Regions from separate parts of the Mus musculus genome. Here all the other regions are linked to region 5. A link is a loop called in an ENCODE intact Hi-C map of the cell type or tissue named here. Cell type or tissue: heart. All regions are shown on one strand.

Region 1 (5,000 bases), 230 kb after region 5:
CCTGGAGACAACTGCTGACATTTGTGTAGGAGCTGGCTCAGGATTCTCCTGCCCCCTGGTGGTCACCATCATTCCCTGCTCGCTCTTCCTGGGATCTTTGGAAGTCCCTCTCTGGACTGAGACCTGTGGGAAGACATTACAGGTTTACCCCAGCCTCTCTGTCCTTGGCAAGACTGAGTTTGGGTGTCTTAGGTGAGCCGTAGGGTCTACTTGTCACCAAGGATCAATGCCTCTTGTCTCTAGGGAAACAGGAGTGTGTGAGTGCTGGATCTCAAAGGGCCTTTGCCATCAGATCATGCAGACTAACTCAAATTACGTGAAGGGAGATGGTCCCTGAGAGAGGCAGGGACTTCCTAAGAGTCTCACTACACTGGCGTGGTGGCGCACGCCTTTAATCCCAGCACTTGGGAGGCGGGGGTAGGCGGATTTCTGAGTTTGAGGCCAGCCTGGTCTACAGAGTGAGTTCCAGGACAGCCAGGGCTACACAGAGAAACTCTGTGGGGCGGGGGGGTGGATACCCAGGCCGAAGGAAAGGAATCTGAGTCCTTGCTGAGTGGCCTGAGAAAAGCCATTTGACTCTGTAATTAAATGGAAGCTGAAGGGCTGTGTCCACACTGCAAACATCCTGAGTACCCAGCACTGCCTACCTCATGAACTTAGGGTTTCACTTTCACTTATTATTTCTGCTTGTTTCGTTTGGAATGGTCTCATTCCATAGCCCAGGGAACTCACTGCGTAGCTCAGGCCGCCTCAGACTCCATAGTCCAGCTTCTGCCTCCCAAATGAACGTTGGAGTCATAGGTGTGCGTGCCCACACTCAACTTTGCTGGTAGCCTTTCCTGCTGTAAACTGTAAAGAAGGTCTCACCCAGAGCAGGGCCTGTACTCAACACTAGAGAACCATGAGAGCAGATCCAGTGGGATTGAGTCCCTGGTGGGTGTGAAGATGGCTCTATCAACCCTAGCTCTGAGCCAGAAGCTTGCTCTTTCCATGTTAAAGAGGGGGGGTGCCAGGTGCCGGTGAGTGAGCATGACCTACTGCACCGCCCAGGCTCTGCCTGCGTCAGCTGAACCAGGACACTTGACTATAACTGGAGGGAGGGGCGGAGCTTTCTTAGAGAACAAGATCATAGAACTGGAAGGTGCCAGGTGTGGAGACAACCTACAGATGGGGGAAATTCTGCTGTTAAGGATTCTCATGCAGCCTGCACACCTTCTGGGTGGCTTACAGATGCCCTTTTGGTCTGGTCGCACCGCAGCAGTGCCTTTGACAGCAGATCCTTGGCTTTGCAAGTGTCTTAACCCAGGGCTGACATTGTGACATCTCCACTTGTCTCTTATCTAGGGAGGAAAACACGGAGCTCAAGAAACTGTTGATGAACAGCAGCTGCAAAGAGGGACTCTGTGGGCAGCCCAGCTCCCCAAAGCCAGAGGGTGCTGGCAAGAAGGGCGTGGCTGGACAGCAGCAGGTGTGTATCCCAAGCTCTCAAACCCAGGATCTGCTCTGCCCCTCGCTGAGGGAGCACATCTCCTCCTACACACATTCCAGTGGCAGAAGGTTCTGCCTGGTAGACTCTGTTTCCTGGTGCAGCACCTGCCTCCGTGGTATGACCAGTCCTTGGCTTTTTGTTCTGTCTTCACCCCACGTGGAGTATCCCGTTCTCTGAGACACGTGCTCAGAGCTATTGGCAGTCAAATTACATGGCTCTGCCGCCCACCCTGGCTGCTTGCTTCTCCCGCTTGCTGACTTGGATTGTCCAGCGGCTGCTCATGGGAGTTGGGTTTCAGTGTTTTGCTCATTCTGGGTACCAATACCTTGATGCATTTTGTCTTGTCAAAGTCTCCTTCCCAAAAGTCAGGTTAGTCTCTAAAGTGTCAGGGCTCCTAAGGGGATTGTATTAAGCTTGTGAGATCGCAACTTAGAGCTCTGCATGGAGAGGAAGACTGGTCTGGGGATGCCTCAGCTCTGGCCCACACCCCCACACCTCCAGGCCCAGCCCTGCCACACAGTGAAGGCCAAGTGTGCCTTGCTCCACTCTCACCATCCCTCAGGCTCCTGTAACCCAGTTGTTTACCTCCTCAAGTGAGTTGCAGTCAGTTGCAACATAAGCCCTAATGCCAGCTTTCTATGTAATATAGTAATGACCTTGGTCACTCACTCCCCACCCCGGGGCAGTGATGTAATTTACCTGCAAAGCCATGAGCTCACTTGGGCTCTTTTGCCTGAAGGGATGTCTCTTCCATGTGCGGGGCCAGCAGGAGACTTGGAGAGGTCATGTGCCATCATACAATTAAGATTCTTCTGTCACCTCTCAAGCAGATGTGGGGGTGGCCGGCTGAAGAGCAAAGCCTTCTCGCTCTGCCTCTCGCTGGCATTGTTGCTCACTGTTGTAGCCATGGTTGGTCTGAAACACACTGGGTAGATCAGGCTGGCCGTCAGCTCACAGAGATCCTCCTGCCTCTGTTGGGATTAAAACTAAGTGACACATAGCCTTTAGCTGTTGCTGTTGACAGTGAGCTTCCTGGGGCAGGCATCTGCCCTTTTTGAGGCCACCTTATCAGATAGATACCCTTTCCTCTCCAGGTGGCATGGTATGTTTACAGGACATAGCCTGTAGGGGGCACCAGAGGCTCACAGGCTCTGCTTCCAGCCTCTGCCCAGCCTGTGGTAGGACATAGAGAGTTGATGGGGCCAGTGCAGAACAGCTTCTGGTCTGAGCAGACACTGGCGACAGTCACTGCACGTGCACTTCTCGCCTTGTCCTGTGGTTCTTACCTCAACACCTCAATTGTTCAGTTTTAAAACATTTTATTTTGAGGTAACTTTAAACTGAGGCAGAAATAGTGTGGAGTTGTGTTCCCGTACTCCCTCCGTCTTCCCTGGCTGGCTTCTATAACCGCAGACCTACCTCACCAAGCATCTTACATAACTGTGGTTCTTACCAGACTGGGCACTGCCGTCAGCAGCGCTGTCCAGATGCACCCATCCTTCACTCCCTCCCTTTCTGCCTTCCAGAATTGAATCCAGGATCCCACGTGGGGTTCCTATCACAGCTCCTTAGTCTCCTCATTTCGGCGACGTGGCTCAGCTGTCCTGGTTTCCATGACCTTGGCACTTTTGAGTTATGCTGGCCGGTTGTTTTGCAGAATGGGTTTTGGGTTTAGATTAGATTGTGGTTGCAGAATTTGGAAAGAATCTCAGAGATGGCATGTTGTGCACACACATCTGCACATGCGGGCTCTCGGCACATGTGTCTGGGCTCGTGATGCTTGCCAGCCTCCATCACACTTTCACGGCGTTTATTTTATGTTGGGGGCTGCATGCGTGTATGGAGGTCTGAGGCAGTTCTCTCCTTCCACCATAGGCTCTGGAGATTGCACTCAGCTCATCAGACTTAGAGACAATCGTGTTCACTCACTGAGCCATCTCACTGGCTCCTCACAACTTCTAAAAAATATATAAGCCACGCCTTTTAGGTTAGGGGATTCGGAGTTGTTGTGGGGTTGACCAGCAGGGCCTCAGAGTTAAAGTGGGGAAGATGGCTGTGGAAAGAGCTGGTGAGAGGATGTGAGGCTGGCAGCCACAGTATGCATCAGCAAAGGGGAATGTTCCTCGTGGGCTTCCAGGAGGAGGAGGTCGTGGCTGAGACATGGCTGCTGGGTGGGAGGAGCAGGGAGATTGGAGACAAGGGGCTGAGGCCCTGGGAGAGCACTGGGCTGGGGAACGAAGTTTTATCTGACACTTTGGTGAAGGCTCTGTCTCTCCCTAGGCCAGTGTGATGGCGAGTAAAGTCCCTGAAGCGGGGGCCTTTGGAGCAGCTGAGAAGAAGGTGAAGTTGCTAGAACAGCAACGCATGGAGGTAGGTGGCCAAACTGGGAGGTCAGGGACGAAGGCCCCACCTGGCTCTCTGGTTCCTGTTGGGCCTAGATCACCTTAGAGAGTTATTGTGGAAACCATTGAACCATCTGCCCATGGGATAGATGTCTGTCCTCTCGGGACCAACCACAGGGATCACTGAGGAGACTGAGTTTGTGGCACAGGCTGAAATTATTTGGGGACCTTAGGGAGCTGGACAGATGGCTCAGTGGTAATGGTGCACGCAGAGGACCTGGGCTCAGTTCCCAGGACTCTCACATACCAGCTCACCACTGCCTGTAACTCCAGCTCCAGAGAGTCTAACCCCTTTTTCTGGCCTTCACGGGCACCCACACTCACCACATATAGATGCAGACCCGTATATTAAAAGGGTGAGCCTAGGAAGGCTAAGGTAAGCTGGACACGGGAGAGGTGGTGGTCAGTCAGGACAGTCGGCATTGGAGACACATGCTGCAGTGGGAGTGGCTAACAGTGAAGGAAGCTCCCACACCCTTGGCAGCAGCATTCTCTGTCTCCCAAGCCCCTCCCCACCTCCAGCCCAGGCCACTAGCCTGTCCTTGTCCCTCCTCACACAGTTGAGGTCTTCCCGACCTCTTCTTCCCCACCCCTCTTTCTTCACACACATCTGAAGTCTTACTTACATTCATATTCTAGATTGACTCATCTCTCAGAAGGAAAAGAATGTTCATTATGTAATGAACCAAGAGTCTCCCTCCAGATGGCTGCCGCTGACATCAGCTCACTGTGTTCCCTTGGGGTTGTTTGGTTTTCCTTTTTTCTGTGGCACTAGGAACTGAACCTGGGGCCTCACTGAGCTGCCTCTGCGATCCTTGAACTCAGCCTTCTTCCCTCAGGCCCCTAAGTAGCTGAGGTTACAGACATGGTTTTTTTAATGCAGAAAAAAAAAAAAAAAAAAAAAAGACATACTGCTTTTCAGATAAGTTTTTCTCTTTTACAATTGTCTCAGGAGGTCTGTTCAGATCAATAGCATAAGCCAGTTCTCCCGTGTCTAAGTACTTTTGTCATTGGTAGTAATCTGAAGTCTGAATATCTTCTCCCATCTCCTGTCCTTTTATTTATAGTGATGTAGAGTTGTTTTTCTTTCCTGAGTAACTGCTGTGTCA
Region 2 (5,000 bases), 180 kb after region 5:
CTCAGGCCGAGGGGAGAAGGGGCCAACCTCAATGCCCTTGGGTGATTGATCCCACCGCAACCTGAGCCTTAGCAGAGACAGTAGGTGCTAACTGTGGCTTTCCCGTGGCTTTCCCTAAACCCTTGCCCCAACCGGGCTCTGCAGGAAATAGCAGACACCCCCAGCGGAGACAAAACTTCCTTGGAGACACGCTTCATGACCGTCCTGTGCACCCGTAGCTATCCCCACCTGCGCAGAGGTGAGTCTGTTGAACCCTCTACCCCTTCCAGTGTGGCAGTGGGAGCCCCAAATATGACCCGAGCCTTACAACCTTCTGTGCAGAGCAGACCAGCCAAGTGCCTAATTCCTTCTCTTCACTCCAGTAGTGGAGGGTTGGGGGACTCCAGAGCTCTGGCCTCTCCTCAGCCAGCTCCCTTCCCTTCCTTAGCAAGGCAGATGGCACACCTAGGATAAGGAATCGCTAGCTAGCTTCACCTCATCAGCATGCAGGGTTAAGGATTCTGAGGTGTGCTGCCATGATCCATCAGGACAAAGCAGAGAGGGGTGAGGTGGTGTAGGCCAGCCCATCACAGAGGTGTACAGTGCCAGTCCTGAAGTCCCTTCCCACTGAGACTTTGTAGCCTCACATGTACCTGCTCGGTCCTTTTCAACACGTGGCTGCTTTGTGCTTAACCCTGGATTGCCTCGATTCCAGTCCCCTACCTATCAGCTGTGTGGCTAAGCAGGTGACTGACTTTCTGCCTTGATCCCCTTATCTAAGGATTGGGGTTTTAGTTGTACCTCACATGGTTGCTAGGATACAAAACTCACAATAAACATAAAGTACTCGGTCTGTGCAGGGCATAAGGGGCTACTGGGTGTCACTTTGATTATTATATAGTAAGTTCCATCCAATCCTGTCAGGGAATAAGAGGGAACCCAGAGAGCAAGGCCCCCCTGGTGGTCTGGGCATTTCCTTTTACACATCAGCCTGGGGTAATAGAGCTTGCCAAGGGCTAGAGCTACTGGCCAGACTTAAAGGCACTGGTGTGGCCTACTCGGCTCCAAGTCTTATAGTAGCCCTAAGGCCAGAATCTGCCTGTCACCTGAGCCCTACCCAGTGCCCAGCATGTACTGTGGCTGGTTCACGGGGTAGGTCAGGTGACCCTCCCCAGTGGAGTTCATCTCTCCCTCAATTCTCTTGACCAGTCTTCCAGGAGTTCATCAAGAAGACCAACTATGACATAGAGCATGTCATCAAGAAGGAGATGTCTGGGGATGTCAAGGACGCATTTGTGGCCATCGGTAATTACCGGGCACCCGGGGGAGGGACTGGGGCACTGCTGGGAATGTGGGCAGTTTCCCTAAAGGAATGTGGCTTTAGCATCATCTTCTGCTGCTGATACTGGGAGCTAAATACTACCTCAGATCACCTCCCCCGCCAAGGCATGATTGTGGGGGGACAACCTGAGGACATCTTCAAGGCTATGGAGGCAGGTTGAACATCCCAGGGTTAGGACCAGGACATAGAGAAGGGCAATGCTGCACAGGACTGGAGTATGTTTGTGTACATATATACCACACATGAGACATACTGTATATGCACACATGTGACTCATAGGACACGTATACATAGCATGCAAGATGCGTTCATTCACAGGGTACACCCTGCATGTATACACTAGACATGCCTTAGGCATATTCTCTCATACCACAGCCTGCCACTGAGCTATCTCCTTAGCCCAGAGACCTCGTCTCTGAGCTTCTTGCTTTTTAATTTTTTTGTTACATTGTATTATTTATGTTGTATGTGTACACATAAATACATGTGTACAGGTATGCACACACCATATCATGTGTGTGGAAGTCAGAAAACTTTAGAGAGTTGGTTCTCTCTACTCTGTGGATCTTGGGAATTGAACTTAGGTTCTTAGGTCAATGACCTTAGCCTGCTAAGCTACCTCGTGGCCTGGAGGTCTCGAGTTTGAGAAGGTCTCTTTCCCTTTTGGATCTCATTTCTCCCTGTGTAGATATGGATACATACAAGCATATTGTTGCATCGTGTCGATACCTGATCTTACCAGCAGGTGGCGATAGAAGGCTTTCAGATTCTCTATCAACTGCAAAATGCATCTTGAATCTCAGGAATTCTAAAAAAAACGTGGAGGAACAGTGTTTTAGATTAGATAAATGGAGGGGTTGCTTACAATAGCTCTTCACCACCTACAGTGAGGCATTGTGATTGGAAGCAGAGGAGCTGAGCAGGAACTGTCACTTGAATGCTAAATGCCCTGGGCAGAACACAGAACCTGTGTCAGCTTCTGCATATCGGTAGTGGGACATGAACACTGGCTTTTCTACTCAGTCCTCAAGTGGCACAGAAGTTGTTACATACTCACACACACCACACCCCGCTCAGAATGTCTCTAGAATCTGAATCTCTACAGTAGAATCTGGTTTTTTGTTTGTGTGTGTGTGTGTGTGTGTGTGTGTGAGAGAGAGAGAGAGAGAGAGAGAGAGAGAGAGAGAGAGAGCTATAGGCAGTTGTAAGCAGCCCAAAGCAAGTGCTGGGAATCCAACTTGGGTCCTCTGGAAGAGCAATAAGTGCTCTTACCCACTGAGCTATCTCTCTAGACCCTAAAGTTCAGTCTTTAACCATCTTCTCCTGCGCTCTGAATGCCCTCAAAATTGACAGCCCTGTATCCAGCATCCCTTAGGACTTAAACCCCAGTTAAATATTCTGCTGACCTCAGTCAGCCACAAGCTCCTTTACCGCGGGAGAGATTCAGCTCTCAGACAGAAAGAGAGGTGGACAGAGGGAGGAGAAAAGGAAGGAGCTTTGTGGAGGGGGTCGTAAAGTGGCACTGCCAAGACAGACGGTTAGCAGTGACCCGCAGCCACCCAGTAGGCTGGTAGCAGTAAGTATGTTGGAAGGTTGGTGGCTGTAGTACAGAAAGCCCTGCCCAGGGTCTGAGCACACAGCCTCTGACCAGATGCCCTGCCTCTCTCTCTTCTCCCCTACAGTTCAGAGTGTCAAGAACAAGCCTCTCTTCTTTGCTGATAAACTGTACAAGTCCATGAAGGTACGGCGCCTGACCTGCTTCTCAGCACTGCCTTTCCCAAACCTACAGGCACAGATGTGCACCCTCCCCCAGACGAGACATCCGACTGCTCTTTACCCCACCTTGTTTATCAGCATCCTGCTTCTGGACCAAACGTAGTCTTCTTTCTCAGTCAAGGGTGTTTTAATGCCCACTCCCCCACCCCATCCCCAGGATATCTATCATGATTGATTTCTAGTTGCCAAAACTTAAGAGAATATTGCTGTTGGTACCCAAGATGCTGTGTACAGGTAGAAAGTGACAGAGCTGGAGGGAGAGGAGAGAGGGCCCTAGTGCTCACATATTCCAGATCCTGTGTTAGTATTTTGGGACTTGTATAACAAGTTCCCACAAACTGAATGACATAAACGTAATCTCTCATGGTTCTAAAATCGAGGCATTGGTAAGGTTGGCTCCTTCCCATCCCTCTCCTGCTACCCCTCTCCTGCCTCCCGGAAGCTGCCAGAAACCCCTTGTGTGTCTTCAGTTTGGCTGCATCACTCCAGCCTCTGTCTTTTTTTTTTTTTTTTTAATGTATGCGTATTCTGCTGCATTTGCAACTGCCTGCCTGAAGAGGGCATCAGTTTCCCCTATAGATGGTTCTGAGCCACCATGTGGTTGCCGGGAATTGAACTCAGGACCTCTGGAAGAGCAGACAGTACTCTTAACAGCTGAGCCACCTCACCAGCCCCCCATCCTCTGTCTTTATGTTCACATGTGTGCCTCTGTCCCTTGCACTCCTTAGAGCCACCCGATGGGTTTAGGGCCCTAATCTAACATGACTTCATTTTAACACATTACAATGGTGCAATAATTAACTTTCCATCTCTTTGGTACAATATCTGGGATGGGAAAAAAAAATCAACCTAAAAGAGGAAAGAAAGGATGTGGGCTCATAGTTTCGGAGCCTTCGGTCCACGGCCTCCTGATCTGTTTCTTGAGCCTGTGGTGATGCAGAATGTCGTGGCAGGGCGGGCGTGGCAGAGCATGCTACTTCCTTCCAGACAGCCTGGAGCAGAGAGGGAAGAAGGGACAAGGCACGGAGTACATCCACTGACACCCCACCTCACTTCCTCCAGCTAGGCCTTCACCTTCGCCACTTCCTAGCAATGCCATCAGATTGTATATTCATCAATGCACTGGCCCATCGAAGAAGTCAGAAACCTTAAGATCTGCTTCCCCAAATCTCTAGCTCTGAACACTGCACCGGGGAGGGACCAAGCCTTCAATGCATGAATTAAATTGGGGGGAGGCTACATCATCTAAACCACAAGGCAAAAACTCTGTTCTAAGGTTACATTCTGAGGTGCCAGCTGGATATGAGTTTTAGCAGGGCCTGCTCAGCCCACACAGGTCATCTGTGCTTATGTCTGCCCAGTCCTCCACACGAGGGAGTTTGGTTGGCACTGTCTGTGGAAGACAGTAAGGAGTGGCCGTCTGGTCTGGGAAGGCAGAAGGGACAGGCAGGTGGACATCTGCCATAGCATGACCTAGCTCTGCCCTCCCTTCCTGCTCCATGTATCTCTCCTTGGCTCCACCAGGGTGCTGGCACAGATGAGAAGACCCTCACCAGGGTGATGGTGTCTCGGAGTGAGATAGATCTGCTCAACATCCGGAGGGAATTCATTGAGAAATATGACAAGTCTCTACACCAAGCCATTGAGGTAGGAAAGGGGCTGCTCAGTGGGCTCTGGGATCACCTGCTCATGTTGAATGAAGGGAGACCTACCTCATTGGCTTGGCTATGAAAATATCTCTGTTATTTTATGTATGTGCGTGTTTGCCTACATGAATGTCTGGTGCATGCCGGGTACTCACAGAGTTCCGAAGAAGGTAGCAGATCCCCTGGAACTGGAGTTACAGACAGTTGTGAGTTGCCATGTGGGTGCTGGGAACCGAACCTGGGTCCTCTGCAAGAGC
Region 3 (5,000 bases), 160 kb after region 5:
AAGGCCACCATCTGCCTTCTTTGTTCCTAGCTTGAATTTTTTATTATGAAAATATTACTTCTGCACATGCTAGTGTCTCTTGTCCACGAAACCTCACTCCAAACACTGTCCCTCATGCCTTCATGTCTTCCAGGGCCTAGGGACCCGAGACAACACTCTGATCCGCATCATGGTCTCCAGGAGCGAGCTGGATATGCTTGACATCCGGGAGATCTTCCGGACCAAGTATGAGAAGTCACTCTACAGCATGATCAAGGTGAGCAGACTTTGGGGTGGTAGGGGTGGCAGGGATGGGGAGCAGAGACCTCCCACCACCACCTTCCCAGGTCTTGGGAGCCTCTACACAGCAGCATGTGGGTCTTGGGTATTAGAAGAGTTCTTGCTATAGTGCATTTTCAAGGAAGTTCAAGCTGGTGACAAAGGAAGGCATGGAGTCTGGAATGATGGCTCAGCACCGGTTGTTCTAGCAGAGGACCCAGGTTCAGTTCCCAGCACCCATATGAGGGCTCACCACTATCTCTAAGTCCAGATCTAGAAAAATCTAATGCCCTCTTCTGGCCTCCCTAGGCACTGCAACCACATAGCAAGTATAAATATATGTAGACAAACACTCTTAAGTATAGATGGATGGAGGGATGGATAGATAGATAGATAGAAAGATAGATAGATAGATAGATCTTTATTTACATTTGTCTATCTATCAGAGCTACACAGAGAATGCTGTCTTGGGAGGTGAGGAGAGGAGGTAAAAGAAAAGACATGGCTGGATCCTGTAGGGCTTGTACTTAGAGTTAATGGCCAGGATGCTGTCCCAAGGGCAGTGGGTATCCACAATCTGCAGAGAAGTTCACTGAAGAACACAAATGAGCATTAGAAAACCCTGGAGCCTGCTGGGTGACTAATGCCGTCTCAGGGGTAGCCATCCCGTGAGGCCTTGCCAAGAGATTGTCAGATGTAATAATTTTATAAGCTAATGGGGAAAAAATTTAGTTTGTACTCATGAATGATATCCAAAGAGGATTTTTTTATGGGTATCATGCACTGAACATTCCATGGGGAAAAAAGTTTGGGAAAATCTAGAATAAACAAAGATGCTGTTGCACAGGGCCTTTACCTGGGAACTTCTCACAGCCGTTGTCTTTTGAGGTCCATTCCAAAGCGTCGAGGGATAAGCCGTCTCTATTAACATACGGCTTGGTCAAATATTTGTTTGATTTTGAGCATTTTCCCGTGGGTGTGTTTATGGAATTCTACTTCCAGGAAATGGTTCCCATGGAAGTGCTATATATACCTGGGAGAGTGGAATGTCAGGGCCATGGGGAAATAGCATCTCAGAATGCCACGTCTAGTGAAGTCAGCATGGCGGCCAGCTGTTATCACTGGGAAGTATTTCTACCACAGGAAAGGTGGCAAACAACACACGCCAGAGACTTGTTCCTTCCTGTCTTTCCCAGAGCTGGTTGCTGGATAGTGACCAGCCATACACTGTTGGGGGCCTGAGCCACTGCAGGCAGGAGAAAAGGGGGAGCTGGTGTAAGTGTTCTGCCTCCCCTTCTTGTCCAAGAAGAGCCACGGCTGTGTTTGAGGTCACCTTTTCTCCTCTCTTTCCCCAGAATGATACTTCCGGTGAATACAAGAAGGCTCTGCTGAAGCTGTGTGGAGGAGATGATGAGTAAGTGACTTCTAGGCCCCAGGATGGAAAGACGGCCTGACTCTTCCAGCGCCTGTCCCAGTGGATGGGTGGATTGCATGAGCCTGGGTCTCTTTTGAGGCTGGAATGACAAATGAGGGAAAGTGACCCTCAGTATTCCAGTCTCTGCTGTCTTGGGGACCGTGTGTCTGAACAAGTGTGGCTACTATATATGGAACTCTCTGCTCTGTGAACTTGGAGGTCGATCTGGTGTCTGGACTGGGGATTAGAATTCAGGGGACTTAAGCTGGTCATGGTGGCACACGCCAGAGCCAAACAGATCTCTGTGAGTCCAGACTGGTCTATGTAACAAATTCCAGACTAGCCAGGACTGAGTAGTGAGACCCTGTTTCAAAAACTGATAGGGGAAGGAGCCAGGGGAAGGAGCCAGGAGAAGCAGGTCTGGGAAGCCCACCTGTAAGAAAGCCTAGGGATGAGGATTGGCCTGTGACTTCCTATGGCTTCTTCCTATGACTGCCATGGGTTCTGTGGAGAGCCTGGCAAAGAGATGAGGTGGCAGGTGAGCTACAGGGACCCTTCCTGGAATATTAAACTAGGTGACTGTGCCATAACACAGCCAAATTTATACCGAGGACATGGTGGGTTCTTAGACTCCCTTCTCCAGGGTTCAACAGTCAGTTAAGGAAGGGACATAAGGGCTTCCTGTTGACTATGCTCACTGCCACAGAGGCCAGAAATCCCTCCACACACACTGGCCCCTCACATGGCCTGGTGCCTTGCAAAAAGGTAAAGGGATGAAGCAGCCATGCCCTGCCCTTGGCTTATTTGGAAGGGGATTTGCACAGGAGTCACCCTGCTGTGATGAACAAAGAAGAGGTTGAAGGACTGCCCTACTTGGTCCTGGACCAACAAGGCTGCTAGGGAAAGCCCCACTGCATGCATAGGTTAGAGGGAGCTTAGGGGAAGCCAGAAGAATCGTGGCACTAGAAAGTCCTCGGATGAACTCATGCTACAGAAGAAACAAAGCCAAACAGGTCTGTGTTAGTGTGTGTGTGTGTGTGTGTGTGTGTGTGTGTGTGTGTGTGTGTGTGTGTGTGTGTGTGTGTGTGGTGTATTTGGCATAAGAGTGTTCTAGAAGTATGGGGTGTAGCCCATGATGACATTCCCTCCCATCCTCTCCCCGAACCCCTCCATTGTTCCAGTGCCGCTGGCCAGTTCTTCCCGGAGGCAGCACAGGTGGCCTATCAGATGTGGGAACTTAGTGCAGTGTCCCGAGTCGAGGTCAGACCCTCCCCACTTCCTGCTTGATCTCCTAATCACTGGCTTCCCCTTCTGCTTGCACCTTGCCACTGTACGCTGGTTGGCCCCTAGCTGCCCTCTGGTGGCCAACCCGAGCTGCGGCATCTTATATCTGAAGTTTCCAGATCTCTGCGCTGGTTCGTCCTAACAGCCCAGGGAGCATCCTGCCTGCTCTCCACTAACAAGGCTTCCTCCAGTGAGCCCCGAGGTTCCACGAGGGCCTCTGCATCCTGGGCCTGGCAGTTGGGCTTTGCATCCTGAGAGCAGAGAGGGCACTCCTGCTACTGTTGTTACTGCAGGATTTCGGGGGGTATACTCCTGAGCACTGTCACACCCAGGGGTCCACACTGGACGGGACAAAAGGTTTCACACAGGCTCCTGGCAAACTACTCCAGATACTGCTGGGTCCTCACCTTCCCTCCTGGCCTCTATGCCTGAACCTTTCAAATGAGGGGGTTAGACATGGCAGTCCTGGTGGCCTAAAGGCTCTTGAACGCTGAACTTCTATTCTACTCTTCCCTAAATTTGAAGGCAAATGCTGCCACTGAGGGAGACCTCGGGTTATCTGAGGAATGAGCTTGGCTTGGCCGATGAAAGTGCCTCCGCAAGTGTTAAGTGACACCCAAGCTCACAGAGAACCTACTGCTTTTCAGTTCCACCAGCCTTTCTGATAAGTAAAGAGAAAGCGGCTTGGTGCCACATCTGTGCTATACGAGGCGCCTGCCCTTTTACACCGAGAGCCGTGGCTTTGGCAAGCAGTAGCACCTTAAATTTGGTGACCTTTAACTTAAGTGGGGGCTAGTATTACATTCATTTTTATGAATTGGCATCTGTTAATAACATAGGATAATTTTTTTTCTAATTTGTGATAGTATATAAAGTATAAAATTATTTTTATCATAAAACTAGGGATATAGCTCAGTAGTAGAGCATTTGCCTAGCAAACACAAGATTTTTGGTTTAATTGCGACCACTGAAAAATTATTTTCACCTATTTATTAATTTGATAATACTTCTTAAATGTCTATTATATGTCAGGGACTTGTTAGCATAAGAGGAGATATACATATATACAAAAGACTAGGTGTGGTGGTGCATGCCTTTAAACCCAGCACTCAGGAGGCAGAGTCAGGTGGATCTCTATAAGTTTGAGCCCAGTCTGTTCTATGTAATGAGTTTCAGGCTAACCATGGCTACAGAGTAAAACTCTGTGTTAAGGAAAAAACAAACAAAAAGACAAAGATCACACAGTATGATGGCACATGCCTATAATCTCAGCACTTAGCAGGGAGTGGCAGAAGGGTCAGGAGTTCAAGGACAGCCTTTACTTATATGTAGTTTAGTTTGAAGTTGCCTAGGCTACATGAGATCCTGTCTTTTTTTTTTTTTTTAATTGCCTTTTATGAGTATTTAAACGTACTTCAAAATAGATCTATCCAGAAGGTGTTGTTTAGCATGTCAGACACTCCCCCCTCACCCCCGCCCCAATTATTCTAAATAAAACTGTTTAAGCAAAGGTCAGACATGGTGATGAACTTTAGTTCCAGCATTCAAGGAGCTAGAGGCAGGCAGATCTCTGAGTTTGAGGCCTACATAGTGAGTTCCAGGCCAGGCAGAGGGACGTAATGAGACCCTGTCTCCAAACAGAATAAAACAACTGCAAAGCCCAAAAATCACTTAAGCAAAATTAAAAAGAAATAGCAGATATGGAAAGCAGCAGGAACGTCATTGGGTCAGGACTAAAATCTGGAAACCATTTCTGCTTCTGAGTCTTTGGGCCTCGTTATGGGGAGCCATGGCTACATCAGGCATCGGGGCCCTGGGGCAGGGTGAATAGGATGCTGAGAGGCCCCAACGGAATGTTCAGCCTCTGGAGCTGGGACAGAGCCAAGTCCGATTGCAGGAGCTGCCCCTTCCCTGCCCAGCACTCACCTGTCCCCAGGCCCACGACTCTCTGCTCTCTCAGCCCTGGGTGGCTTTGTCTGCTGTGCCTCCTTCCCCAGGCTGCCCAGCTTGGGCCTCAGTCTGGAAAGCCCTTGCCACTTACTCT
Region 4 (5,000 bases), 280 kb after region 5:
GTTATGGTTTTCTTTTGAGGCAGGGTCTCACCATTATAGCCCTGGCTAACGTGGAACTCAGTAGACCAAGCTGAACGCATAGAAGTCTACCTGCTTCTACCTCCTGAGTGCTGGGATTAAAGGTGTGCACCACCAATATGGAATAGCATCTCTTATAGCCCAGGCTAGCCTTGAACTCATAGTGCTGCTAAGGATGATCTTTAATTCTTTAACGTCCTGCCTCTGTGTCTCAGGAGCTGGTAGAGCAGATATATGCCTGGCTCTCCTGGCTGAATCTGATTTTTTTTTTTTTTTTTTTTTTTTTTGAGACAGGGTTTCTCTGTGTAGCCTGGCTGTTCTAGAGCTTGCTCTGTTAAACCAAGCTGTCCTAGAACTCAGAAATCAAAGGCCTGTACCACCACGCCCAGCTTCCTGATGAGGTTTTTTTTTTTTTTTAAGATTTATTTATTACTGGGGGTGGGTGGGTATGGGGGACTTTTGGTATAGCATTGGGAATGTAAATGAGCTAAATACCTAATAAAAAATGGAAAAAAAAGAGATTTATTTATTACTACACTGTAGCTCTCTTCAACACACCAGAAGAGGGCGTCAGATCTCATTACAGATGGTTGTGAGCCACCATGTGGTTGCTGGGATTTGAACTCAGGATCTTTGAAACTCGAGCACTCAGTGCTCTTAACCAGGGAGCCATTTCTTCAGCCCCCCTGATGAGTCTTCAGTAAAAGTTTTACCTGGCTAGTTCCCTGGGTCATTTATCTTGTGGTTCAGGTACCATGCCTAAACTACCAGCTGCCTGTGTCTGTCCTGCCACTGTGAGTGAGTCTAACTCACATCCTCTTGGCTGCCTATCAGGGAGACCTTAGTCACAGGCATCTCTTCTGTCTTCCCTGACAGCTAATGAGATTCGGGACCCTGGGGAAGCTTGTCCTAGCAATGCCCTTTGGCTTCCGTTGCTTTTGTAGTTATCTTTGGCTAGGATTATTTTAACAACCCCCTAACTGGTGCCTCTGTTCCATGACACAGTGCACCAGATTAATCTTTTACAGCACCCATGATGTCATTTACTTCAGTTGCAAACAAAATACAGAGGAATGCTCTTGTTTGCCTGGTTTTCCTGCTGTGCTCAGCCTGTGCCACCAGACCTGGGAGTACTGTTTCCTCAGACTCCTCCCCTGCCTAGGCACACTGACCCCCGAAGTCTGTCCTTGCTCTGTGTCCACAGCCACAATCTTTTGTGGGCCTGGGAAATCCATATTAAGATGTGAGTTCTGAATGGTATATCGCTCAGTCAGCTCCATGCTTGCTCAGAGTGTTTAAAGTTGTCTTTGTCCATGTTTGCCAAAGTTGTCATGCCTTGCCCAACAAGACATGAGCCAAGTGAGGTACCACAACACCTGCAGTTCTAGTACTTGGAAAGTGGAGGCAGGAGGAGTAGAAGTCACAGGTCATCTATATAATAAGTTCAAACCAGCCTTGGCTACATGAGATCCTATCTCAAGAAAAAAAAAAGATTCTAATATTTTGCCACAACAACCTAGTCATCACCCCTCCCTTTTTGTCTCCTTTTTTCCTTCCTTCCTTCCCTCACTCCCTTCCTCCCTATCATCGTTTGTTCCTCCAAGCCTCATACATGCTAGACAATCCCTCTATCACTCAACGATATCTTCATCATTTTTGCCCAAGCGGGCTTTGAACTTGTGCTCCTGCCCCAGCCTTCTTGGTAGCTGGGGCTTTAAGCCTGCCAATACAAGTTTCTCTCTTTTAAGGTTTTAATTTTTATTCTTGTGTGTGTGTGTGTGTGTGTGTCTGTCTGTGTGTCTGTCTGTCTGTCTTTTATGATGCCTTTGGGTGCCTGCCTAAGAGGGTATTGAATCCCTTGGAGCTGGGGTGATAGGAGGCTGTGAGCCATTGGACACGGATGCTGAGAACTGAACTGAGGACCTCTAGAAGAGCAGCAAGCATTTCAACCACTTGCTAGCTTTGGTACAATTTCTTAACCATACTGACTAGCAGCTTTCTTCCCTGTAAAACAGAGCGTGACACTTCTATGTCTCAGCAGTGTCTGTCACCGGTCACGCACCCCTTAGCTCTTATCTTCCCTCTTTGATAACGCCGTGCACAGCATCACCAGCAGCTTGAAGGCAGAGTGAGTTTCCTGCCTTCTTGGGCCCTTGTTTATTCTGCTGTGTGACCACTGGTCTATTTGTGGATGAATTCGTCCTCACACCTGATAAGGACTGCCGAGGGACGGGAATCTTCTTATTTATTCCTGTATGCTCCAAAGTGTCCCCGGTACTGTGCCTAGGAGTGAATTAAATGCAGATAGAAGGCAACATTGCATCCTGGAGTCCATACCCTACACTTACTCTGCCATCTCCAGTTTTCTTATCCATATAAAGGAGATAATATTAATGTTTTAAAAATGAGACATCATTCGACTGTGGGGTTCCAGGGGCCAGGAACTCACTGTGCAGACCAGGCTGGCCTCAAACACACAGAGATCTGCCCTCTTCTGCCTCCTTAATGCTGGGATTAAAAGCCTGAAGCCAACACTCCCAGTGAGGATGTTACTATTAATGCCTGCCCACAGGGTCAGGGTAAGCTGTGTACGCGCATGGGCTTCCTTAAAGTTTAAGAAATCTTAGCATGGTTGCTTGCTGCCTCCTTGTGGAGAAAGTTCAAATCATCATGAAATATTCCTGTGATGATCTAGCAGACACATAACTCAGCACTGAAAACAAACCAAGCCTCAAATGAGAACCTGGGCCAAACAGATCGTCTGACTACAGTGAAATAGATGTCTATAGCATAATACCAAGAAGAGATCTCCTTATAAATGACAACACATTTATTTTTTTTAAGAATTTATTTATTATTATACATAAGTACACTCTAGCTGTCTTCAGACACACCAGAAGAAGGTGTCAGGTCTCATTACAGGTGGTTATGAGCCACCATGTGGTTGCTGGGATTTGAACTCAGGACCTCTGGAAGAACAGTCAGTGCTCTTAACCGCTGAGCCATCTCACCAGCCCGACAACACATTTATAAAAATGAAAGGTCGACAGGCCAAATGTTGGTGTTGGATGATGAAAATCAGTTCATTTCACTTTCATTTTCTTTCTGATTTCTTACTGGTGTTTCGTTTTTGAGAAAGGGTCTCACCGTGGCTGACCTTAAACTTGCTATGTAGCCCAGGCTAGTCTTAAGCTTGCAGCATTTCTGCCTCAACTTCCTTTTTATACCTATTTGTCTTGATTCTCTAGAGGAACAGAACTCACTCGTGTGGGCATGCATGGGTGTGACTTATAAGAATGGCTTACCAGCTGTGGAACAGCTAGTCTAACAATGGCTGTCTACCAATCAAAGGTCCAAGAATTCAGTAGTTGTTTGGTCCATGAGACTGGATGTCTCGGCTGGTCTTCAGTACATGCCAGACTCCTGAAGAAGGAGCATCTAATGCCAGTAAAAGAAAGGACTTGCCATTGACAGCAAGCAAGCAAAAGAGAACAGCTTCCTTCTTCCATGTTCTTTATATAGACTGCCAGCAAAGGGTGTGGCCCAGATTTTCCCACCTCAAAAGATCTGGGTTAAGTCCGGCACTGGTGGCACATGCTTTTTTTTTGTTTTTAAAGATTTATTTATTATTATACATAAGTATACTGTTAGCTGACTTCAGACACACCTGAAAGGGAATCAGATCTCATTATAGGTGGTTGGGAGCCACCATGTGGTTGCTGGGATTTGAACTCATGACCTTCAGAAGAGCAGTCAGTGCTTTTAACCACTGAGCCATCTTGCCAGCCCTGGCTCATGCTTTTAATCCCAGTACTTGGGAGGCAGAGGCAGGCGGATTTCTGAGTTCGAGGCTAGCCTGGTCTACAGAGTGAGTTCCAGGACAGTCAGGGCTATACTGAGAAACCCTGTCTCGAAAAACCAAAAAGTGGGTTTTCCCACTTTTAATGATTTAGTTAATAAGAAATCCCACACAGGTGTGCCCAAATGCTTGGGTTTTACTCCAGATGCAGTCAAGGTGAATAGCCACCATGAACAGTAGTGACTCTGAATGTAAACTGTATATCACGTGATATCATTGAACTGTTAATTTGCCTAAATAGAAAACTGCTGTGGGGACATCAAGATGGCTTACTGGGGAAAGCCACGGGCCACTAAGCCTAATGACCTGAGTTCAGTTCTCAGGACCCACATGATAGGAGGGAACTGACCCCATGTGGAATGCATGATACAGCATGTATGTGCATGCACACATACAAATAAAATGTAATAAAGTATCTTTTAAGCCAAGTGGTGGTGACATACACCTTCAGTCAGGTGGATCTCTGTAACTTTGAGGCTAACCTGTTCCACAGAGTGAGTTCCAGGACAGCCAGGGCTGCACAGAGAAACCCTGTCTCAAAAAACAAACAAAAAACCAAACAAACAAACAAACAAACAACCAAACCACCAAACAAAAAAAGTAGGGCCTGGAGAGACAGCTCAGTTCTAAAGGACATTTGCCAAGGCAGAGGACCCAGGTTTAATTTTCAGTATTCACAGAGCAGCTCACAAACATCTGCAACTCTCCTGGAGATCTAAATGGCTCTTCTGGCCTCTGTGGGCACCAGGCATACACATGGTGCATTTACATGCACATAGGAAAACGCCTATACACATGAACTAAATAAGTTTAAAGATCTTTTAAAGGTTTGTTTTGTTGTTTTGTTTTGTTTTTTGTTTGGTTTTGGTTTTTTTGAGACAGGGTTTCTGTGTAGCCCTGGCTGTCCTGGAACTCACTCTGTAGACCAGGCTAGCCTCGAACTCAGAAATCCACCTGCCTCTGCCTCCCAAGTGCTGGGATTAAAGGCGTGCACCACCACTGCCTGGCTAAAGATCACTTTTAAAAAGAGAAAACAGTTGTAGGTTTACTGAGAAATGTCCTTGTCTTGGGGCTCATGCTAAAGTATTTAGGGTAAGGGGACAGTAAGCAGTAGTGTCATTCC
Region 5 (5,000 bases):
ACGGTGATGCACACTTGTGATCCCAGCACTCAGGAGGTACAGGCGGGAGGACTAGAAGTTCAAGGTCACTCTCTTGGTTGCATAGCAACTTTGAAGCCAGCCTGAGCTACGTGGGGCACTATCTCAATAGCAGCAGCAGTAGTAACCAAGGGCCAATGAGATGGCTCAGTTAGGAAGGACACTTGCTGCCAAGGCTTACAACCTGAGTTTAGTCCCAGAACTCACATGGCAGGTTTCCCTCAGACTTCTACATATGTGCTGAGACACATACTCCGCACGCACACATATGCTCAATAAGTAAATGTAATTAAACTTTAAAAAAAATAATGATAATGAAAAAACATAACCAGAATTCGAACCCAAGCCACCAAATTCCAGAGCCAGCACCTTTCACGTCCAAGGCTGACATTGAAGGAGGGGAGCCAGCGAAAAAGCTCAAACAACAGGTGCTGTCTGTCCCTCATGATTTTGTATACATTTAGGCCAACATTATAAACAAGGCTCCCCTTCCCCGAAACCCCCACCAATGTTATGTAGGCAACTCTAATTAAATCCTGCCGGTTATTTAGACATGAAGGACAGGGGTGGGGGTGAGAGAAGGCAGTGGAAGGGACACAATCAACATATAGTATATACCCACAGGACATTGTCAAAGGTTGGAAAATGAAAATACAGGCAGAAAGCATTTGATGTGGAGAGCGTTCAGAACATGCATATATGCGTGAAATAATAATAGCAAAAGATCATTCAAAGCTATTGATATCTAAACAGTGGTTAAGCAAAAAACATGATCCAAACCGGTTTTGCTGACTAAATAGGGCATTCTGGAAACACAGCCTCTCTAATCCCCATCAGCAAGGTCAGCTACAAGGAAGCCAGCCGTTGTCGTTGGAATTAAGGGACCATCTGAAACTCCCACTCCCTTTGGGCTTGGGGGTTGGTGGGTTTTGCTGAGACCCCATATGGGGCAAATCTGGTTCCTTCATTCCCTGGTTATAGAGAGCTACCCCTTTGGATCTCCTAGCTGTAGCTCACAAATGAACACTGGGTTGTCTTAGTCTCTCCATCTCCAGAACCCCAAGTACTGAACCTAAGGGGTTAGAGAACCCCGCCAACAACACAATAGGAACACAAACTGTTGTGAGGAACCCTCCAAAGATGACCACCATTTATAGCCAGGTGAAAGTCTTTATTCCAGCAGGCTGGGACTATACTCAGGTATTTGGGGACTCAAGTGTAGCCTCAAACATTTAGAGCAAGTGGCTTATAGGCAAAATCTACATCCTGGTGTCTTACACAGCAGCTGAAGCGGGACAAGGAGGTTGAGGCTGGGGTTTGCACAAACAGGCAATTTAACAGAAACTAAGATAAATAAACCGAGACATCCTGGCCTCAGGTTCCCAGAATAGAATTGAGTGACTTTTCGTGGAATTCTCCATCAAAGAGATCAAAGTCTAGTTAAACCCAAAATGGCCTCCGCAAAAATAGAAGATGAAGGAACCTCTGCATTGCCTTGCCCTGTCAGGGCAGAGCTGAACAACAGGAATGGGCAACACCAACCACGAGTGAGCCCTCCTGGAGAGGACTGGCGCCCTGGGAACACTTCGCTTTCTCTTTTCTTTCTTTTTTATTTATTTTTTTACATTTGTTTGTTTGTTATTCATATGTACATGTTGACACATGTGTATAGGTCAGAAGACAACTTGCAGGAGTCAGCCCTCTTCTTTTACTATGCCCTGCCTTCTCTCTGTCTCTGTCTCTGTCTCTCTCTTTTCCTCCCTCCTCCCCTCTTTCTTTCTTTCTTTCTTTCTTTCTTTCTTTCTTTCTTTCTTTCTTCCTTCCTTCCTTTCCTTCCTTCTTTCTTTCCTTCCTTCCTTTTTTCTTTCTTTCTTCCTTTCTTTCTCTACGTTTATTTATTTCCTTTTTATACAGTCTCACATATCGCAGGTTAGCCTCAAACTAGACTATGCAGCCAAAAAAATCCTTGAGCTCTGGATGCTCCAGGCTGCACCTCCAAGTCGCTGGGGTTATAGGTGTATGTTGCTGTGCCCAGTTTTCATGGTGCCGGGGATAGAATCAGGGCTTCACACATTCTGGGCAGGCATTCTACCAACTGAGCTACATCCGCAGCCCTCAATTTTTATGTGCAAAGCTGAATTTCTGAGGGAGGTTTGGTTTCTCTTAAAGACGACTTCAATAACAGCCTTTAAAGTAAACCTAGGACTCTCCATCTGTCTCCCTTCATCTCCCACAGGCATGCTGGCCATCCTCATCCCACGCCTGGACCTGGTCCTCTCCCTGGTGGGCTCTGTGAGCAGCAGCGCCCTGGCCCTCATCATCCCGCCCCTGCTGGAGGTGGTCACCTACTATGGAGAGGGCATTAGCCCCCTGACCGTCACCAAGGATGCCCTCATCAGCATCCTGGGCTTCATGGGCTTTGTGGTGGGGACCTACCAGGCCCTGGATGAGCTGATCAAGTCCGGGAACTCTCCCGCCCTGTCCAACTCCACCATGTTTATTCAGTGACAGAGCCTCTCCTCGCCCACGGTGACTTATGTTGTCTATGAATTTTTTCACTTTGCCTTTTCTCTGGTCCAAGACAGGAAAAAACAAAACAAAACAAAAAACAGGTGTAGCATATCCCCAGTACCGTGTGTGTGTGCGCGCGCGCGCAAAGGAGATGGGGGCCATCTACACCGCATACAAGGTGTAGATAGATGGTCATTAAAAACAAAAGAAATGTTGGTCGTTCTCTAGTTTTCCACACTGTGGAGACCTCACCTGTGGAAACCGCCATCTTGTTTTTGTCATTTATCTGCTAATTTCCTGCCTTGAGTGGAGCTATGCAAAAAGCAACCACTAGGCGGCAGCAATAGCCAGCTTTTGGCAGAAGGTAGTCTCTGCCCGCTGAGGCTTTGGTTATTTCCTTTTCCTGACCATGATGGGGAACACTGTGCTCAAGGCAGCATCAAGATGGAGGGGGCCAGGGCCAGTCACAATGCTCAGATAAAATGTCACCATCTATGTTACAGATAAGTGTGTTGAACTTTCTAAACCACTAAGTCTTAGCCCAACTCAGAAATCCAGCAGTGAACAAGAAAAACATAGGGTCATGCCTATGGGCCAGGGGCAGCAGACAGAGACATCATTGGAGTCGTTTTTTTACTTCTGAATTCTTGCAATGAACATCTTCTGTTACCTGTCGGGCACCAAGCATAATACAGGGCTCTTATATAATAGTTTGGGTAAAGGTGTTATAAAAACAAGAGCTTATATAACATTGTAGCTTTGTGTACCCAACAGTAGAGTCTACGGGTCATCTCCTGAGTCTTGACCTTGTAACTTGCCATGGTCAACAGTAAAAGTGTTACAAATGGAAATTCGATGATGGCTTCCACCCTGAGACTGCCTTCTCTTTCTGCTTTGTGGAGCTGATTTTTCTTTAAAGTGTGTGTGTGTGCATGTGTGTGCACCAGAGAGAATGTTAAGTCCCCTGGAGCTGGAGTTACAGGCAGTTGTAAAACACTTAGTTCCTCAGCAAGCACTCTTAACCACTGGGGAATCTCTCCAGCCCTGCTTTCCACATCATGGATCTGAGAACACCAAGTGAAATGGAGTGTGTGACATCGTGCCCAGTCTCCTGGAGGATAGGGGACCATATGGAATAGAAACGACTCATCATGATCGAATGCCACACCAAGATCAACCAGCCTGTTTCTAGACACACGTGTGAAGCCATATGGACAACGTCCGCAGTAAAGTTGACCAGATCATAAGAACTGTGTACATGAGAGTCATGGCTGTAGCTCAATGACAGGGCATGTGCTTGGTTACCTGAGACTCTGGGTCTCATCTCCAGCACTGTGTACTGTGTGTGTGTGTGTGTGTGTGTGTGTGTGTGTGCCAAGAAGATGGGACCAAGATGACCAATGTGAGCTAGTGCCCATGAGCCACAGAGGGAGGAACAGAATACACATGTAGTTTCCGTCCCTTTGGTGTGCGGTTTCATAGGTTCTGGTGACTCTCTCTCAGGCACTTGCTGTTACCTATCTCATTGCTGTGAGAGAGGCGACTTGAAGCAGGAAAGCTGTGCCTTGGCTCACAGTTTGAGGCTCCAGTCCATGCTGATGGAGAATGGCACCCAGGCAGCCTGTCACATGACAGACACAGTCAAGAAACAGAATCGCCAACACTCTCAGTTCTCTCTCTTTTCATTTAGCCCAGGACCCCAGCACACTGGAATGGTGCCGCCCACATCATTACCCTAGTCTGGTCACAGGCTTGCCCACACGCTTGCCTCCTGGGCGGCTCTAGATTCTGTTTAGTTGACGGTTAATTGTGCCACTGGGAAAGAGGTCAGCTTAGCAAATGACACCTGCCTGATTGAACCGGCTCCTGTGTGTCCCCACCCTTCCATATTTGTGTGACGTTCAGAATATGTAGAGGGGACATTTGGGATCATCCCAATTCCCGAGGCCTGGTCTGCTTCTTCTGTGTCTTACTTTCCACACATTGAACCTCTGTGAGGTATTTCCACATTCCCACTCAGACGGGGGCAGGGTTGGCTGTCCACATGGAAACCCCAAACCCTTCAGAGTCCCTGCTGGGAGATGAGACTCCAAGCCTGGGCAGTGCTCAGCAGTCTGCCTTTCCAGGGATGGGCCATCTATCATCCCCATCCTTGACTCTGTGACAGACCTAACGGAGCCCCAGAAGAGTGGTCTTCCTCCCCCTGCTCGCACTTGGTCTCCACAGACAAGCCCCTATTGTATAAGATAATTGAGTTAATCTTTTTTTTAAAGATTTGTTTTTATTTGTGGTGTGTGCGCGCCGTGTGTGTTATATGCACGGATCCCTCAAAGGCCACAGAGAGTCTCCTGGAGCTGGAGTTACGGGTGGCTGTGTATGAACTCAGGGCCTCTGTAAGAGCACCAAGCAATCTTAGTCATGGAGCCATCTCTCTAGCCCCTAATCTTATTGCTGAGATCTTCTGAGTACAG

What was found. Peaks named below come from ENCODE experiments on the same cell type or tissue, not always from the same donor. Only the 100,000 strongest peaks of a DNase experiment are listed, where the experiment ranks them.
Region 1: it touches region 5 in a loop (4-fold over the local background); 3 of 42 quality-filtered maps call a loop at or near these places.
Region 2: a loop joins it to region 5, with 4 times the contacts of the local background. A loop is called at or near these places in 13 of 42 quality-filtered maps.
Region 3: it touches region 5 in a loop (4-fold over the local background); 17 of 42 quality-filtered maps call a loop at or near these places.
Region 4: it touches region 5 in a loop (4-fold over the local background); 8 of 42 quality-filtered maps call a loop at or near these places.

What each region holds. Positions count from the first base shown.
Region 1 is chr11:54,925,563-54,930,562 of GRCm38, reverse strand. Tnip1 (TNFAIP3 interacting protein 1) reads left to right here. Exons shown (of 19, transcript NM_001199275.2): 9 at 1,345-1,468; 10 at 3,770-3,859. Among named protein-coding and RNA genes, the nearest start is that of Gpx3, 25 kb to the right of the region's middle. In heart, CTCF peaks have their summits at 58 (motif pointing left) and 2,614 (motif pointing right); DNase peaks (open chromatin) are centred at 62, 2,632 and 2,989; H3K27ac peaks cover 3,200 bases.
Region 2 is chr11:54,981,360-54,986,359 of GRCm38, reverse strand. It overlaps Anxa6 (annexin A6), which reads left to right. Exons shown (of 26, transcript NM_013472.5): 22 at 145-238; 23 at 1,189-1,284; 24 at 3,004-3,062; 25 at 4,622-4,744. Among named protein-coding and RNA genes, the nearest start is that of Tnip1, 21 kb to the right of the region's middle. In heart, CTCF peaks have their summits at 2,068 (motif pointing right) and 3,643 (motif pointing right); a DNase peak (open chromatin) is centred at 1,069; H3K27ac peaks cover 960 bases.
Region 3 is chr11:54,996,467-55,001,466 of GRCm38, reverse strand. It overlaps Anxa6 (annexin A6), which reads left to right. Exons shown (of 26, transcript NM_013472.5): 12 at 134-256; 13 at 1,614-1,672; 14 at 2,854-2,932. Among named protein-coding and RNA genes, the nearest start is that of Gm19911, 21 kb to the left of the region's middle. In heart, CTCF peaks have their summits at 539 (motif pointing left) and 3,036 (motif pointing left); a DNase peak (open chromatin) is centred at 2,946; H3K27ac peaks cover 1,623 bases.
Region 4 is chr11:54,877,234-54,882,233 of GRCm38, reverse strand. No RefSeq gene overlaps it. Among named protein-coding and RNA genes, the nearest start is that of Hint1, 13 kb to the right of the region's middle. RefSeq lists an enhancer at 1-3,048. In heart, CTCF peaks have their summits at 618 (motif pointing right) and 2,665 (motif pointing left); DNase peaks (open chromatin) are centred at 963, 2,153 and 2,613; H3K27ac peaks cover 2,531 bases.
Region 5 is chr11:55,156,870-55,161,869 of GRCm38, reverse strand. Slc36a2 (solute carrier family 36 (proton/amino acid symporter), member 2) reads left to right here. Exons shown (of 10, transcript NM_153170.3): 10 at 2,255-3,402. The coding sequence ends at 2,526. Among named protein-coding and RNA genes, the nearest start is that of Slc36a3, 7.7 kb to the right of the region's middle. In heart, a CTCF peak has its summit at 2,855 (motif pointing right); a DNase peak (open chromatin) is centred at 2,869.